Regions from separate parts of the Homo sapiens genome. Here regions 2, 3 and 4 are each linked to region 1. A link is a contact called in ENCODE Hi-C or POLR2A ChIA-PET data. All regions are on one chromosome and are shown on one strand. Each heading gives the region's core, a stretch centred on a gene start or an enhancer-like site at or near the end of the contact. The rest is flanking DNA. Distances are from core to core; before and after follow the strand shown.

Region 1 (2,929 bases), core at 249-2,748:
ACCCTGGTGCCACAGTTTATGTCCTCTGTAACCTGGCCCCAATTCCCCGCTTTTGTTTCCCAGATATAAATATTTATAGAATGTCAGCCGGGCGCGGTGGCTCATGCTTGTAATCCCAGCACTTTGGGAGGCCGAGGTGGGCGGATCACGAGGTCAAGAGATCGAGACCAGCCTGGCCAACATGGTGAAACCCCCGTCTCTACTAAAAATACAATAATTAGCCAGGCATGGTGGTGCATGCCTGTAGTCCCAGCTACTCAGGAGGCTGAGGCAGGAGAATTGCTTGAACCCAGGAGGCAGAGATTGCAGTGAGCCGAGATCGCGCCACTGCACTCCAGCCTGGGTGACAGAGCGAGACTCCGTCTCAAAAAAAAAAAAAAAAAATTTTATAGATTGTCTACTGTTTTTTCCCAAATTTATTTCTTGGTTCCCCCATTGGGGGTGCACTGTCCTCCAGCCAGTTGAACCCCAGTAGCGTTCCCTCTTTTTGGTGCCCTCCACCCCCTCTGCTTAAAGATTTCTCCAGTTCCTGGGAATTCGGGCGCGGCCCTTTCCCATAATATTCCTCTGGATTGACCGAAAAGCCTAAATTACTCCTCAAGGGCCCATTCTCAGGTGCCCCTTTTCTCGTACAAAGAGACTCCTGCTAAATTCAAGGTTAAACCGTTGCGCCCCGGCCACCCACAACGCAAAGGTGAGATCGGGCACCCTTAACCTGTATTTTTTGAACCCTGGCAGCCCCAACGCTGATAAGTGATACTCTAATTTCCGCACTAAGCCCATATCACAGCCTTTGGGTGACAAAGCCATTTATGATTCTTCCTTCCTCCCCTTTCCTCAAGAGCTTTGCACCCCACAGGAGTACAATAACTGTGTTTGACAGACTGGCTGAATGAATGAAGAGGGAGTGAGGTTGGAGCCAGTGGAGGGTGGGGTGGGAAATCTGGGGTGGGTCTGAGTTTGGCTCTCCTGGGTGTTTTTCTGTGGCCTGCCTGTGGTGCTCATTCTCATCAGGAGAAGCAGAGGAGCTTTGGATCTCAGCTTGGATATCAGTAGCTGTGTGACAGTGGCCAGTCTCTCTTCTTCGCCCTGTGTAAATGGCACAACCCATCTCAAAGGTTATTGTGAGGATCAATGCGTGATCAATACACGAAAACACTCAGTGCCTATTAGGTGCTCAGTAAAGTTTGTTGATGAATTACACAAGTGACAGTAATTTTTTAGTCTCTTTTTTGAGGTTGGGGTGGGGGTGGGGTGGCCATCTACCCTACTCTTCCTTTCAGTACTGACATCTGTGACCTTGTCAGGTCTTTCCTACTAGATTATAACCCTGCACAGTGCCAGGAACGCAGGGCAGCGCGAGCAGTCAACAGAGGTTTGGTGAATGGATGGATGAGCACATGTGTGATATGTAAATCAGTAGTCTCTGGAGTGTAACATCCTACTTCCGATTAAGCAAGGTGCTCTGGAAACTACAGGAGCATAAGTGGCTGCTGTTGCTGTTGTTCTGCCTCTGGACAAGAGGAATTCATGTCTTCTGGGTGGTGATCCAGCTCCACGATCCTCCAGGGTCCCCTGCTGGCTACTGTGGGGGTGCTGCTGGGAGAGAGGCTCAGCTTGTCGGTGAGGGCAGTCGCTCTTTGCTGCAGGCTGACCCAGAAAACAAACTGGTGCTTCTTGCCCCTCCCAGGCCTGTGGTGGGGAGGAGAAAGCCGCAGGGCACTGAGCCCTATGAACCAGTCCAGTGTCCAGAAAAGGGACGATGGCCAGGCTTCAGGGCTGTGGAACTCGCTGTTCTGGAGGCTGAACCCGGGTCAGCTGCAGAGGGGACTCCTTGGGCTGGGCAGTGGGGAAAGAGAGCAGCCAGGGAAGTGCCCAGGGACAGGAAAGAAGGGGCCCCAAGCTGGCCTCAGCAGCTTTCTGTGCACGCAGTTTCTTCTCTGAGGTAAGCAGTTTGAGCTCATCATAGAGAAGGTCTCAGAAATGAACAGTGCCACAAAAGTCTTGTGAAAGGCTTGTCTGTCATCTGAGGCTAGTGCACAGTGACGCGGTGTGTGGGGTGTGCCCTTGAGAGAAACCGGCTGTGCTGCTGCCCAGCAGCCACTGAGCTGGAGGAATTTGCCGTCAGAAGACCCTAGGGAGGCCGCAGTCTCTCTCCGGCCTGTTTCTCTCCAGGCAAACTAAACCTGTGGGTAACTTGCTTCCAGAGGGCTGTTCCACTCTTTCCTCTCCAAGCTGGAGGTCTCTGGTGGGGGTTTCCTACAGCCCTGCTAAAGGCAGAGAGAAGCGGCGAGGGTGTTCTCTTTGCCCCGTCCACGTACAAAACAGGCCAAGGCTTTGGGCTGTGTGACCTGGAGCCATGTCTCAGAGGGCGCTGGGAGCTCTCCAGGCCTTTCTCCAGCCCCCACATTTGTGTTTAGCTGGAGGCAACCTGAGCCTGCGCGGGAAAGTAAACAGTTTCGTTGTTTGGGAAGCTTTTATTAATAGTTACAGATTACACTTTCTTTAAAGGCTTTAAAGAAAACAAGGTGTAATCTGTAACCAATTTTTTTTTTTTTTGAGACAGAGTCTCACTCTGTTGCCCAAGCTGGAGTGCAGTGGCGCCATCCCGGTTCAAGCAATTCTTTTGCGTCGGCCTCGCAGGTAGCTGGGATTACAGGTGCCCGCCACCATGCCTGGCTAATTTTTTTGTATTTTTAGTAGATACAGGGTTTCACCATGTTGGTCAGGCTGGTCTCAAACTCCTGACATCAAGTGATCCACCCGACTCGGCCTCCCAAAGTGCTGGGATTACAGGCATGAGCCACTGTGCCTGGCTTGTAACTGTTAATGAAAGCTTCTTCCAGCATTAAAAAAAAATCTAATTACATAATATTTTTAAGTTAAAATATTTTTAAATTTAATAATTGTTATTATTATTTTTTTTTTT
Region 2 (2,929 bases), core at 1-2,500, 210 kb after region 1:
GCTGCACACCTGCTGTGTCAGGCTCTGGTCTCCTGTCAATGGCTGCCTATCCTGCAGCCGGGACTGGCTGGTTCCCTGCTCTGTCCTCACAGGAGACCGGGAGGCTCTGTGGGCTGAGCTCAAGGCTGGGGCTGAGTCTGGCTGGGACTTCTCTTCACGCTGGCTCATTGGAGGCCCAAACCCCAACTCGCTTAGCGGCATCCGAACAAGCAAACTGGTGCCTGTTGACCTGAATGCCTTCCTATGCCAAGCAGAGGAGCTGATGAGCAACTTCTATTCCAGGCTGGGTGAGCACCCCAGTAGGGAAGGGAAAGCAGGGAGCTTGGTTTCCTGCTCAGGCTTGGCAATAGAACTGGAAGTAGGACCCTTGTGTGACAGGCCTTCAGCAACTTAGCCTGTCGAGCCCCGCCCTAGTGGAAGCCTGCACTCACATTTGCGTACCAGACAAGAGAACAAACGGAGCCAACCCTAATCCTCTCTTCCTCCCTTTCTTACTGTGAGGGTCTCTAGGGTCTGTGAGGGGAACCCTAGTCCACGCATCCAAAATCCTTCCACTCCCTCTCCCTCAGACAGCTGCCCTTGACCCCCTAAGAGCTAGGGGAATCCACCCAGCCAGTACCCTTGGGAGGATAGACCCTGGAGACCCTGGGGACAGATCAGCTCCAGTGGTTCCCTGGGAGCAGTGCGGGGCCATAGGCCAGAAATGTGGTGGGCTCCAGATCGGCACATCCCCTTGGTCATCAGGGTGTCTCAGCCTTTGCAGAGAAACACAAAGCGGGGAGGCTAAAGTAGAACCACGAAAAAAGCCTGGGGCAGCAGGCAGGGCACTGGCTGCTGGCTCTAAAGGCAGCACTGCCCCAGGGAACGACTCCCAGGCCACGAAGTACAGAATCCTGCGGTCGCAGCGCTTGGCCGCCCTGAACACAGTCCTGTGGGATGAGCAGACCGGAGCCTGGTTCGATTACGACCTTGAGAAGAAGAAGAAAAACCGGGAGTTTTACCCATCCAACCTCACTCCACTCTGGGCCGGGTGTTTCTCTGACCCTGGCGTGGCGGACAAGGCTCTGAAATACCTGGAGGTGAGGGCACAGCAGGTGGCTCGGGTCCACTGCAGGCAGCACCGCCCCCTCCCGACCCTGAACAGGACCTGCAGGGGAGGGCGCTTCCTCCGGCTATGCCCCTTGTCCCAGCCTGCGGGTCCCACCAGAGCCACCGGGGGGCAGCTGTGAGCCGAGAAAAGAAGAGCCAGGAAGGGGACGTCTGGCTTCCCGCGGGGTCCAGCGTCCTGTCCTGGCTCCCAGTCCAGCCCCACCCACAGTCATGGGAATGTCTGGGACCTTCTAGGACAACCGGATCCTGACTTACCAGTATGGGATCCCGACCTCTCTCCAGAAGACAGGCCAGCAGTGGGATTTCCCCAATGCCTGGGCCCCCCTGCAGGACCTGGTCATCAGAGGTAGGGAGGCAGGGCTGACACAGCCAAGGACCCTTCCCAGGGTGTAGAGGTGGGCCTCCCTGGTGCTGGGGAGGCATGAACAAAAGACACAAGAGGCCCCGTATCCTTTCTCTCGCTCCTCTGCTCTCCTGGCCTCCACTTGACACTTATGTCCACCCAGCCTGTCCAGTGCAATCAGTCCTGTTCGCCCTTCAAACCAGGGCCGTCGATTAAGGGCAGTTTGGCCTGTGGTCTCAGGAAGGAAGTCTTAGGGCCCAGGCCTCTTTCCCTCCTTGGGGAGAGTAGGGTGCAGCCACTGCTCTGTCTGGGATGGGAGACCTGGAGGTTGAGTCCTGCCTGCAATGGGGTCTAGGCCTGGCCAAGGCACCTTTACGTCGGGCCCAGGAAGTGGCTTTCCAGCTGGCTCAGAATTGGATCCGAACCAATTTTGATGTCTACTCGCAGAAGTCAGCCATGTATGAGAAGGTGAGCTGGCCCAAGCCCTCCCTGCACCCCCAGGCTGTCCCAGTGGCCACTCCTGAGCACTGCAGGGGCTGCTGGGCAGGCAGAGCAGCTTCTCCCCAGGGGCTCTGGTTGTTTGTTGTTCCTGGAGCTGGGGGGCAGTACCTGACATACAGCCCACCCGCTTGTCCCCAGTATGACGTCAGCAACGGTGGACAGCCCGGTGGGGGAGGAGAATATGAAGTTCAGGTGAGCAGGCCAGGGGTGGGCTGGCCAACACCAGGGAACTCCTGAACTCTGCTGCTCATGACCCCCGCCCCAGGCCTCAGTGTGCTCACCTGCATGTGGGCCCGGGGGAGGAGCTGACTGGTGCTTCCTGTACCGCTGGGGTTAGGCAGGGCCAGTGCCCCTGGGGAGAGAGCCCACAGCCCCCACCAAGGGTATGAGGCTTCCCCAGAAACTGGCCCCACTGCCCTGCCTCTCCCAGGAGGGATTTGGCTGGACGAATGGCGTGGTCCTGATGCTGCTGGACCGCTATGGTGACCGGCTGACCTCAGGGGCCAAGCTGGCTTTCCTGGAGCCCCACTGCCTGGCGGCCACCCTTCTGCCCAGCCTCCTGCTCAGCCTCCTGCCATGGTGACAGCCCTCCTCTCCTCACCTGGCCCCAGCTCCTGCCCCATTAAACCTCTGCACCAGTTCCTGCCTTCCCCTGCCTCTTCATGCCCTCCTACCTCCCAGCCTGTCCTCAGAGCGAAGTGGAGGGCAGGGTCACGACCTGGAGGTCATGGGTAGGGGCCTAGCTCCCTCCTGGAACCTTGAATAGGGTGGAAATCCTGCTCTGGAGGGAAGACCTATCCCCAAGTGCCTCAGCGCCAAGCCCCACACCGGCCTTCCACTCACTTCCGTAGTCCAAAGGCTTTATTGTTCTGCTGAAATGCTTACAAATACTGAAAACCCCCAGCCTGGGCCCAGGCAACCAAGGGCTCAATGCTGGGAAGGAGAGCAGGGGAGGTGGGCTTAGTGTTAAGGCGT
Region 3 (2,929 bases), core at 261-2,760, 190 kb after region 1:
GCCTATCATTAAACTCCATGTGCCTTGCCCACCCCCTGTCCCCTGTCCCTTCAGCTCACCTTCCATATGTTGAGGGGATGAGCCTCCTAAAGTAACCGAATCTGCTTTTTTTTTTTTTTTTTTTTTTTTGAGACAGAGACTTACTCTGTCGCCCAGGCTGGAGTGCAGTGGCATGATCTCGGCTCACTACAACCTCTGTCTCCCGAGTTCAAGCGATTCTCCCACCTCAGCCTCCTGAGGAGCTGGGATTACAGGTACCCGCCATCATGCCCAGCTAATTTTTGTATTTTTGTAGAGACGGGGTTTCACCATGTTGGCCAGGCTGGTCTTGAACTCCTGACCTCAGGTGATCCACCCGCCTCGGCCTCCCAAAGTGGTGGGATTACAGGCATGAGCCACTGCACCCAGCCTGAATCTGCTTCTTAAGCTCACAAACTTCTCTGCTGGTTCCACTTTGGGGAATTACAAGGAATTACATTCCTTGGCTTGGCAAAGACCATTTCCAGACTGGTGCCAACATGTTCCTCCAGTCTATCTCAAAACCCTTCCCTGCATGAACACCAAGTTCTCTGCAGCTAGGCTGAGGGGTTTGCTCTTCTCTTCACATGCTCTGCATACATTGTAGTGGTCTCCAGCCCATTTCCCTTGGCAAACTCCTATGCGGTCATCAAGACTCATTAGGACTGGCGCAGTGGCTCACGCCTGTAATCCCAGCACTTTGGGAGGCCAAGGCGAGCAGATCATGAGGTCAAGAGATTGAGACCATCCTGGCCAACACAGTGAAACCCCGTCTCTACTAAAAATACAAAAATTAGCTGGGCGTGGTGGCGGGCACCTGTAGTCCCAGCTATTCAGGATGCTGAGGCAGGAGAATTGCTTGAACCCGGGAGGCGGAGGTGGCAGTGAGCTGAGATCACGCCACTGCACTCCAGCCTAGCGACAGAGTGAGACTCAGTCTCAAAAAAAAAAAAAAAAAGACTCATTACAAATGACACACTATTGTGGGTCTCCCTTAGTCCTCCCCAGACAGAATGGTTCTACTGTCCTGTGCTTCCGCTGTATCTCTTGCAGATAACAGTGAGAGGCCCTGAATTTCACACCACACCAGGGACAGGATCTTGAGCCATTCCATTTGAAATGTTAAGGGAAATGGTAACTCTCTGAGGTTGGTGGTCTTGGGGCCACCCAAGGAACCTGGCATCCAGGTTACAGGTGTGTGGCCTCGACTGTGTCCCTGGCCTTTGGGTGCCCACTCCCCACCCCCACCACCATGCTCTGAGGGAAGGGCCTGAGCCATTGGCACCAGCTGAGACTGTGAAATAGAAGAGGCAAAGTAGAAGCAAGGGAGGTGGCCACTGTGCCCTGAGAGCAGGAGGGGCAAGCGGGCCACACACAGACCAAGCACACGTCCCCTCAGGTGGCCACGCCTCAAAGGCTGGACTTTGGCCGACTTGGACAGGCAGGTGAGCCAGGCTGTGCCCAGCAAGCCGAAGGTGCCTGGGCTTGCTCATTCAGTCACAGTCACAGCCACCATGCCAGGGAGGACCTGGGAGCTGTGCCTGCTACTGCTGCTGGGGCTGGGACTGGGGTCCCAGGAGGCCCTACCCCCACCCTGTGAGAGGTAGGGGTGTGGGGAAGGCAGCAGGGGAGGATGGCAATAAGAGGGAGGCTGGGATGAGATCTCAAGCTCTGGGGTCGGTACTTCAGAGGGAAAGGAAGAGATTATAAAGGAAGGAAAGAGTAGGGAAGAGAAGAAAATGAGAATTCCTATGTAGCAGGCTCTGTGCTGGGCACTGCACCTGCAGTCCGTTTTTTTTGTTGTTGTTGTTAGAGTCTTGCTCGGTCGTCCAGATGGAGTACAGTGGCACCATCTCCACTCACTGCAGCCTAGACCTCCCGGGTTCGAGAGATTCTCGTGCCTCAGCCTCCTGAGTAGCTGGAATCACAGGCATGCACCACCACGCCCAGCCTGTCATTGATTTTTACCAAAATTTTCCACCGTTGGAAGGGACATTAGGCTTGGCGACTGTGCTGGGAATACAAGCGTGAGCCACCGCCCCCTGTCGGGACCTGCAGTCCTGATACCAGACGCAGCTGCCAGAGCCTGGCCTGAGGTCCAAGAGCCTGCTGGCCAGAGCCCGCCCTCCCTTCCTCTCCTCCTCCAAGCTGCCCCTTGAACTGTGCAGGCCTCTTCTCAGGATTGTTCTAGCAAACTTTCTGCTCCAGCTTCCTAGTCTGGGTGTGAGAGGCAGCCTAAGGGCCTGAAGACAGCACTTGGGCTTGAGCCCTGACCCTCATATTCTCTCTGTGACCCAGGGCAGGTCAAGGCTCTTTCCTGAGCCTGAGTTTCCATCACCAGGGACAGAGATGAGTGACCCTGTCCTGTCTCCTGGACTCAGGCGATGTCCACCCTTCGTTCCACATGGATTTATGGAGCTGTGGCCACATCAGCCACTTTACCAGCTCCTGCAAGAACAATAATAATAGAAGAAAAACAGCTGGGCACGGTGGCTCATGCCTGTAATCCCAGCACTTTGGGAGGCCAAGGTGGGAGCTATCATCTGAGGTCAGGAGTTCGAGACCAGCCTGGCCAACATGGTGAAACCCCATCTCTATGAAAAATACAAAATTAGCCGGGCATGGTGGCGCACGCCTGTAATCCCAGCTACTCGGGAGGCTGAGGCAGGAGAGTCGCTTGAACTTGGGATGTGGAGGTTGCAGTGAGCCAAGATCATGCCATTGCACTCCAGTCGGGGCAACAAGAGCAAAACTCTATCTCAAATAATAATAATAATAATAATAGAAGCAAAACAGTAACAGAAGCACAGTTTGAAGTAGAGAGAAGTTAGGGCCCGCTGGTGTGGGTGAGCAGAGGGTGTGTTAGAGAGGATGGGGAGGGACGGTGTCTCTGAGGAGGTGATGTGTAAGC
Region 4 (2,929 bases), core at 162-2,661, 150 kb after region 1:
TTCCTGCCTTAACTGATGACATTGTCTTGTGAAATTCCTTCTCCTGGCTCATCCTGGCTCAAAAGCTCCCCCACTGAGCACCTTGTGACCCCCACTCCTGCCTGCCAGAGAACAACCCCCTTTGACTGTAATTTTCCTTTATCTACCCAAATCTTATAAAATGGCCCCACCCCTATCTCTCTTCACTGACTCTCTTTTTGGACTCAGCCTGCCTGCACCCAAGTGATTAAAAGCTTTATTGCTCACACAAAGCCTGTTTGGTGGTCTCTTTACACGGACGTGCATGAAAGTGGCCGGGCACAGTGGCTCAGGCCTGTAATCCCAGCACTTTGGGAGGCCGAGGCAGCTGGATCACAAAGTCAGGAGTTTGAGACTAGCCTGACCAACATGGTGAAACCCTGTCTCTACTAAAAATACAAAAATTAGCCGAGTGTGGTGGCATGCACCTGTAATCCCAGCTACTCAGGAAGCTGAGGCAGGAGAATCGCTTGAACCTGGGAGGCGGAGGTTGCAGTGAGCCAAGATCACGCTATTGCACTCCAGCCTGGGTGACAGAGAGAGACGCCATCTCAAAAAATAAAAATAAAAAGTAAAGGGGAAAAAGCAGGCAGGAGGGGAAAGGGAACATTAAAAAAAAAAAAAAGAGGGAGGATATGGTCACTTTGTTTTGCGGCTTTGTTTAAGCTCACTGAATCCACATGTTGCACAGGAAAAAAAGGGAGTAGAAGGCCGGGCACGGTGGCTCACGCCTGTAATCCCAGCACTTTGGGAGGCCGAGGTGGGAGGATCACCTGAGGTCAGGAGTTTGAGACCAGCCTGGCCAACAAGGCGAAACCCCATCTCTAATAAAAATACAAAAATTAGCCAGGCGTGGTGATGCACGCCTGTAATCCCAGCTACTGGGGAGGCTGAGGCAGGAGAATCGCTTGAACCCGGGAGGCAGAAGTTGCAGTGAGCCAAGATCACACCACTGCACTCCAGCCTGGGTGACAGAACAAGACTCCGTCTCAAAAAAAGAAAAAAAAAAAAGGGGGTGGGGGCGGGGGGTAAAAGGAACAGTCAATTCTGTATTCATCTCACATGGTAAATTGGCACTTTACATAAGACAAAATAAACAGAGTACAGGAAACAGTCAAATATGCATTTATCTTGGAGTGGGTGGGGACGATGATTTCTAGTCTCCTCTTGTCCCTTACCTACCCTCATCCCCCGCCTGCAAAGATAAGCTGTTAATTTACATTGTCAGGGTGAAGGAGGCCACCTGTGGCCTTCCATCTGCAGCTATCAGTTTAGAAACAAAAGGAAAGGCACTTGTTCCCGCCCCCTCCCGTGACTCAGCTTCCACACTTAACTTTTCCTTTTTGGCATAGTGAATTTGGGCTCCCAAGATTTTATTCTTCCTTTCACACTTTCTGGCTTATCAAGTTGCTCATTTACTTCTCAAGGTCAGCTAGGTGCCTGGAATTTCCCTTGAAGGAAGGAACTCAAGGTTTTTGTTTTATTTCCATGCTGGGGTGGTCGGGGGAGCAGCCACAGGCCTCTAAGGAGGAATCCTGCTCTGTCTCAATCACAGGGTCTCTGCTAAGAGAATGCAGCCTTCTAACATGCTGCTAGACACAGGCAGGATGAAACACTCCAGTCTGGTGGAACAAAACCTAAATCAAGCTTGTCCAACCCACAGCCCACAGAGTGCATGTGTCCCGAGACAGCCTTGAATGCGGCCCAATGCAAATTCTCAAACTTTCTTAAAACATCATGAGATTTTTTTGTGATTTTTTTTTTTTTTTTAGCTCATCAGCTATCGTTAGTGTATTTTATGTGCAGCCCAAGGCAATTCTTCTTCCAGAGCAGCCCAGGGAAGCCAAAAGATGGGGCAACCCTGAAAATCAAGTCACTGCAGTGTGGTTTCACAACCTTTTACACAGGCCTCAGAGCTAAGCTAGTGCAGGGATCCAGGGCCTGTGGCCTGAGACAGGCCAGGCCCCTTTGGGAAGGACCCTGCAATGTGCCACAGGTAACCTGTGACTCTTCCCCACGCCCTCACCCTCCCACCCCATATGCACAGAGGGATCTGCAGCCATTCCCCAGGGTAACGGGGGCAGTCACTGTGTGCAGGGGCAGATGTGGGTTTGGGGGCTGTAAATAAAAAATAAAATTCTAAGGCCCCCCTAATCATCTGAATGGACCCCTCCTCTTGGCCAAAGACATTCCAAAGTTAACCTGAAAAACTAGTTCAGGCCATGATAGAAAAGGAGGTTGGACATGCCTCATTATCCCTCCAGCATCAACATCAACACAAACCTTACCTCTGATAAGAAACATTTACAATCTATTCTCTCTGAAGCCTGCTACATGGAGGCTTCATTTACATGATAAAACCTTGATCTCCACATCCACTTATCATAACCCAGACATTCCTTTTTTACTGATAACTGTTTTTTTTTTTTTTTTTTTTTTTTTTTTTGGAGACAGAGTTTTGCTGTTGTTGCCCAGGCTGGAGTGCAATGGTGTGATCTCGGCTCACCACAACCTCTGCCTCCTGGGTTCAAGCGATTCTTCTGCCTCAGCCTCCTGAGTAGCTGGGATTACAGGCATGTGTCACCATGCCCGGCTAATTTTGTATTTTTAGTAGAGACAGGGTTTCTCCATGTTGGTCAGGCTGGTCTTGGACTCCTGACCTCAGGTGATCCGCCCACTTCAGCTGTATTCTGACCACCCTGGGCACATGTCATCAGGGCCTCCTGAGACTGTGCCATGGGCCCTGCTTAACCTTTGCAAAATAAACTTTTTTTTTTTTTTCAGACGAAGTCTTGCTCTGTCACCAGGCTGGAGTGCAGTGGTGTGATCTCAGCTCACTGCAACCTCTGCCTCCTGGGTTCAAGCAATTCTCCTGCCTCAGCCTCCTGAGAAGCTGGGACTACAGGCACGC

Evidence for each region. A loop is a pair of places that touch in the nucleus more often than their neighbours do. ChIA-PET counts read pairs that join two places held with the same protein, here RNA polymerase II (POLR2A). Pooled maps may share reads with other maps.
Region 2: a loop to region 1 is called in a pooled map, with 3 times the contacts of the local background. The contact joins two enhancer-like sites. A Hi-C loop is called at or near these places in 5 of 50 pooled maps. POLR2A ChIA-PET finds 5 or more read pairs at or near these places in 4 of 52 experiments (OCI-LY7, Panc1, WTC11 and 1 more).
Region 3: a loop to region 1 is called in a pooled map of adrenal gland, with 2.1 times the contacts of the local background. The contact joins the promoter of TREH here to the enhancer-like site in region 1. A Hi-C loop is called at or near these places in 8 of 168 maps with a recorded cell type or tissue (CD4-positive, alpha-beta T cell, CD8-positive, alpha-beta T cell, OCI-LY7 and 3 more), 26 of 37 single-sample maps with no recorded cell type and 17 of 50 pooled maps. POLR2A ChIA-PET finds 5 or more read pairs at or near these places in 17 of 52 experiments (CD4-positive, alpha-beta T cell, CD4-positive, alpha-beta memory T cell, CD8-positive, alpha-beta T cell and 12 more).
Region 4: a loop to region 1 is called in a pooled map, with 1.9 times the contacts of the local background. The contact joins two enhancer-like sites. A Hi-C loop is called at or near these places in 1 of 168 maps with a recorded cell type or tissue (adrenal gland) and 2 of 50 pooled maps. POLR2A ChIA-PET finds 5 or more read pairs at or near these places in 5 of 52 experiments (BJ, CD4-positive, alpha-beta T cell, CD4-positive, alpha-beta memory T cell and 2 more).

The regions. Positions count from the first base shown.
Region 1 is chr11:118,869,385-118,872,313 of GRCh38, reverse strand. No RefSeq gene overlaps it. Among named protein-coding and RNA genes, the nearest start is that of CXCR5, 13 kb to the left of the region's middle. RefSeq lists an enhancer at 1,594-1,673 and silencers at 2,104-2,193, 2,204-2,253. Within about 2 kb of position 1,498, at least 33 of the 41 ENCODE cell types and tissues checked have a DNase peak (open chromatin) inside an H3K27ac peak, as active enhancers do; they include CD4-positive, alpha-beta T cell, CD8-positive, alpha-beta T cell, OCI-LY7 and 3 more, where a contact is called at or near this core.
Region 2 is chr11:118,657,897-118,660,825 of GRCh38, reverse strand. It overlaps TREH (trehalase), which reads left to right. Exons shown (of 15, transcript NM_007180.3): 10 at 93-287; 11 at 862-1,079; 12 at 1,345-1,456; 13 at 1,809-1,921; 14 at 2,093-2,146; 15 at 2,385-2,929. The coding sequence ends at 2,537. It overlaps PHLDB1 (pleckstrin homology like domain family B member 1), which reads right to left. Exons shown (of 23, transcript NM_001144758.3): 23 at 2,798-2,929. Among named protein-coding and RNA genes, the nearest start is that of MIR6716, 15 kb to the right of the region's middle. RefSeq lists enhancers at 1,295-1,844, 1,892-2,186, 1,845-2,394. Within about 2 kb of position 1,250, at least 11 of the 41 ENCODE cell types and tissues checked have a DNase peak (open chromatin) inside an H3K27ac peak, as active enhancers do.
Region 3 is chr11:118,678,231-118,681,159 of GRCh38, reverse strand. TREH (trehalase) reads left to right here and starts at 1,510. Exons shown (of 15, transcript NM_007180.3): 1 at 1,510-1,621. The coding sequence starts at 1,533. RefSeq lists enhancers at 959-1,618, 1,619-2,280.
Region 4 is chr11:118,714,392-118,717,320 of GRCh38, reverse strand. All of the region lies in intron 2 of LOC124902766 (endogenous retrovirus group K member 7 Env polyprotein-like), which reads left to right. Among named protein-coding and RNA genes, the nearest start is that of TREH, 36 kb to the right of the region's middle. RefSeq lists enhancers at 1-111, 112-919, 920-1,725. Within about 2 kb of position 1,411, at least 6 of the 41 ENCODE cell types and tissues checked have a DNase peak (open chromatin) inside an H3K27ac peak, as active enhancers do.